Regions from separate parts of the Homo sapiens genome. Here region 2 is linked to region 1. Evidence: read pairs that join two places in POLR2A ChIA-PET (ENCODE). Cell type or tissue: MCF 10A. All regions are shown on one strand.

Region 1 (2,500 bases):
TGTTGTCCAGGCTGGTCTCAAATTCCTGGGCTCAAGCAATCCCCCTGTGTCAGCCTCCCAAAGTGCTGGAATTATAGGTGTGAGCCACTGTGCCCGGCTCTACAACGGTGTTAACACCAGTGCCTTCAGATCATTTAGAGAACATGGAGGGATGTGTGTGCATGTGCGTGTGTGTGTTGTGTGTGTGTAGTAATGATAGTTGTTATTACTTCCAGTAATAATGATGGGCCTGTAATATGCTGTGTCCCCAGTGGGTCTGCATCCTGCTTGGTACATAGCAGCAGATAGAGAGAGAATATGTTTTTTTTTTTTTTTTGAGACAGAGTTTCGCTCTTGTTGCCCAGGCTGGAGTGCAATGGCGCAACCTTGGTTCACTGCAACCTCTGCCTCCCGTATTCAAGCGATTCTCCTGCCTCAGCCTCCTGAGTAGCTGGGATTACAGGCACCCACCACTAATTTTTTGTATTTTTAGTAGAGATGGGGTTTCTCCATGTTGGCCATACTGGTCTCGAACTCCTGACCTCAGGTGCTCCTTCTGCCTTGGCCTCTCAGAGAGCTGAGATTACAGGCATGATCACTGCACCCAGCCACCAGAGAGAGAATATCTGCAGTCAGTCCAATTAGCAGGAAAAATGCCTCTTATTCCGAAATCGACTATTCCTGGCCTTTCCTTAACCCCAGGAGACCCTGTTTGTAGACAGAGTACAGGCTACACCATCATAAACCACCTTGGTGCAATGATCATACAATGGAGGAAACTGAGGTTCACGCGGGTCTGCTGATTTGCTTGGGCTACACAGCTAAAAGGAGCAGCGCCAGGGTTTCAAATCTAGGTCTCTTGTCTCAAGGGCATGTTGAGTCAGTCTTCACGGACCCTGAGCATCCCTGCACGTTCTTACTGGGTATTCTAGGAATGCAAGGCCGTGGCTGTGCTTTAGCCAAGTCACTTCTTAGGGCTGTATTTGCAGTGTGCAACCTTGTGGGATGAGGTGATGCCTTCCTTTGGACAAAGAGTAGGCTTCTTTCTGCTGCTGTAAAAGCATCAAATGCCCCCAGGCTCTGTATTGCAGGCACATGCAGGCATCTTTCACGGCCCTTTGTGGGCAACTGACTCAGACCAGTGTAATGTTCTGCTATGACTTTTGCTGTAACAAAATCCTTTGTCTCTGACCCAGGAATATTGCGTATTCTGCCAGCATCCGTGAAACAGTTAACAGGCTAGCTTGTTGGCTTACAAGTAGGGTAAAACCTCAAATTTTGCATAATTCTTGACAGATCCTTAACTAATTCCCTCTTGCCTAAGGGTGGACTGCTTTGAGTGGTAGTGAGCTCCCCATCTCTGGCCTGGCTCTAGCAGAAGCAACCAGGCTGTGAATGCTAGAGAGAGACTTTCCTTCCAATTCTGAGATGGCTTAGTTCCCAGGGACCTGAAAATACAACCTGCATGATTCTGTATCCTACAAGCCCTCCCACAAGGACCTGAATGAACTTGGCTCAGCCCTGTTTGGAAGACTACATTCCCCAAGCAGATGTGGACTCTAGCAAAAGACTTTACTCAGCTACAAATGAATCAAGTCAACCTTACCTTGACGTGCTTTGGCGATCAGTCCCCAAGGGGACCACGTAGCCTCCTCCCCGGTACACAGTGAGTTTGCCCCAGATGGGATACCCTTGACGTTGGTCCTGGCTCTGGTACTGCCATTACTGAGGGTGGTGGCATTCCAGCCTTCCCCATAGTCTGCCATGTCTTCAGCATCCAGGGAATATGGTGCACGGCATCCGTTGAGATATGCCTGCGGCTGCTGGGCAAGAGGGCAAGAGCTTTCCTGGACCCTCACTTGACGAATCTGGGCACTGCCAACCAGCTTGGAGTTCCCATCAGTGATAAAGCCTAAAAAGAAAAACAAGGTGGGTAAATCTAGCAATCAAAATAATCTTAACACATTCCAAGCTCCCCGGCCTGAGGCTAATGTGAAATTCAGCGTACCCATTATAGAGACAGCCCAGAGAAGTTTATCACCAACTATAGGCTACATTTATCCAAATAACCTCACCATCTCTCCTGCTGGAATCTACTGTGCTTCCGCACAACTTCTCTTAGGGAATGGAACCTGCCACCCCGTCATCCATCTGGATGTGCCTGTGCCCTTTCTCCTCAATCCTCCATCCCACTGGTCACCACATCCTATCCATCCTACTTTTTTCATGTCTTATGTGCCCATCCCGTTCTCTCCATCACCACTGTCCCTGGTCCCTCCCTGCACCAGCCCTCATCCTGTGTCCTCAGCATCCTAACTTGCCACCTCCTCCACCTCTTTTTTTTTTTTTTGAGACAGAGTTTTGCTCTTGTTGCCCAGGCTAGAGTGCAATGGCGTGATCTTGTCTCACTGCAACCTTTGCCTCCTGATTCAAGCAACTGTCCTGCCTCCGCCTCCCGAGTAGCTGGGATTACAGGCGCATGCCACCATGCCCAGCTAATTTTTTGTATTTTTATTAGAGA
Region 2 (2,500 bases), 140 kb before region 1:
TGCTTAGTGCCAGAGCCCTTTTCTCATTTGCCCCCATTCAAAATGTCACCAAAATACATCAAATAAGTAACACAGATGCGCGCAGTGGCTCACGCCTATAATCTCAGCACTTTGGGAGGCCAAGGTGGGCGGATCACCTCAGGTCAGGAGCTTGAGACCAGCCTGACCGACATGGAGAAATCCCATCTCTACTAAAAATACAAAATTAGCCAGGCATGGTGGCATATGCCTGTAATCCCAACTACTCTGGAGGCTGAGGCAGGAGAACTGCTTGAACCTGGGAGGTGGAGGTTGCGGTGAGCTGAGATCGCACCATTGCACTCCAGCCTGGGCAACAAGAGCGAAACTCCATCTCAAAAAAAAAAAGAAAAAAAAACCCACTATCATTAGATGCCCTATAAAGGTCATATAAATAAGCCACTAATTTACAATATAAGGAAATCTGCCTGAAGTTCAGTCTGATTTAAAAAATAAAATAACATCTCCTAGTTGTTTCTAGTCCTATGAGTATTATCGTGGCAAAAAGTATGCGTGCTCTAAAGCAGGTTAAGCTGAAGCCTGAAGTTAAGAACCTGAATTTCAGTAGGAACATAATTAGTGTGTTTGCACTTCACGATTTTCAAGGGTGGGTCAGACAGCATGGTGATCTGTTTTATAATGACAGGTCATAAATGCTGAACTTGGTAGTTGTAATAATAAGCACATCTTTTCCTTTTCGTTCTAATTAAGGCTTTCATGGAAACCAGACAACACATAATTAATAAGCTATGCCTCATGCTATTTCTTTTTTTCCTGCTTCACCACCATTTTAAACGTACGTTTCAATTCCACACTGAATAAGTGGTCAGTTTTTCCAGAAAGCATTTAACATAGACTAAAGTCTCCTATTTGTTACCTAATGACCTTTCCAGAATAAATTTTTTAATTAAAAAAACTTTTTGTACTTAATTTTTATTTTACTTTTTTCTTTCCTCTATCATTCCCAAAGAATAAATATTTCCTGTGTATTTTACTATACTACTACTTCCTTGACAACAAATAAACATGACAATGCATTTTCATGCCTTCAAGTCAAGTAGACTTTTCAAATGTGAGGCAATATTACATAGTTGACATTTATTCATATCATTCCACATATGTACATCTTAATTCAAAAATCCATGACAAAAACTAATTTATATGCTTCCTTTTACCTCAATATTAACTAAGGTAAAATGAGAATTATACTCTTGTGATGTTACATGAAAAATATTAGACCCAAGTGCCCCAGAGAAATTGGTAGAAGAAATGCCCACAGGCTACAATTTTCTTATACTTACATGGACTGAGTCTCTAGTGCCTGGTGTCAATTTCTTGAGAACCAAACCAACCGAGTAACTGATTGAATAAGTGAATCAACAGATATCTGCGAACCTTTTACATAAAGAACAATGTCCCAGGTACCAGGGACACAGAAGTGAGCAAGGTGGATCTGGGTCCTACTCTCACAGTACATAGTCAGAGGGAAAGAGGCAAATAAGAAGTCACTGCCATAAAGCAGTGGTTCTCAAAGTGCAGTCCAGAGACACCGAGGGGTTCCTGAGACCTTTTCAGGGAAGGTACAAGGTCAAAACTATCTTCTCAATAATACAAAAACATTTGTTTTGTTCATTTTCATCCTCCCACAAGGGTATAGCGGAGTTTTCCCGGGGCTACATGAAGTCTAACATCACAACAGATTGAATGTAGAGGCAGACATGAGAATTCAGGTATATTTTATTAATTCAGACATTTAAAAAATGAAAAGCAATGCAATTCTTTTCGCTTTTTTCTGGTTTGAAAAATAAGATTTTCGTGAAAAATAACTATGCTAACATGTCATCTTAACATGTAAAATTATAATTTATCATTGTAATTTTAAAATAATTTTTTCTTCATTTCTCAGCCTTCATTTCTAATCCAATAAATATTGTAGATATCACCCACATAAACAATAGCTCCCTAGAATCCTAAATAATGTTAAAAGAGTGCAAAAGAGTCCTGAGACCAAAAAGTGTGAGAACTGCCACGAAGGAGAAAAGCTGTTATGTATGATGCTACTCAAACAGAGTGACTGCACCAGGAGAATCTAGGCCAGGAAAGGGAAAAGGAAACGACCAACTAAGCTGAAGAAAACCTGAAGGATGATAAGACCTGGTTTAGCAAACAGTAAGTGGAGCCAGGAGGAATGCACTAAGCTCAGCAAAGGAAAAATCAAGGCTTGGAAGACAGAAATATCATTCTCCCATATACCTGCAAAAAAAAAAAAAAAAACCACAGGAATGAAGGGGAAGGAGCTGTGGGAGAGTGGTGAAGACTAACAGCTACTCAAGGATGAGTTTCATTAAGGACTTGAAACACAAGGCAAGACATTTATAACGCATTGTATAGGCAAAAGGATCTATTAAAAAGGTGACAATGAGCCAGGTGCGGTGGCTCATGCCTGTAATTCCAGCACTTTGGGAGGCCCAGGCGGGCGGAT

The links. Peaks named below come from ENCODE experiments on the same cell type or tissue, not always from the same donor. Only the 100,000 strongest peaks of a DNase experiment are listed, where the experiment ranks them.
Region 2: POLR2A ChIA-PET joins it to region 1 with 5 read pairs; 2 of 35 experiments call an interaction of 5 or more read pairs at or near these places.

Annotation. Positions count from the first base shown.
Region 1 is chr16:81,126,176-81,128,675 of GRCh38, forward strand. It overlaps the pseudogene PKD1L2. Among named protein-coding and RNA genes, the nearest start is that of GCSH, 31 kb to the left of the region's middle. In MCF 10A, no CTCF peak of the experiment used is centred here; a DNase peak (open chromatin) is centred at 1,106.
Region 2 is chr16:80,983,627-80,986,126 of GRCh38, forward strand. All of the region lies in intron 2 of CMC2 (C-X9-C motif containing 2), which reads right to left. Among named protein-coding and RNA genes, the nearest start is that of CMC2, 22 kb to the right of the region's middle. In MCF 10A, no CTCF peak of the experiment used is centred here; no DNase peak of the experiment used is centred here.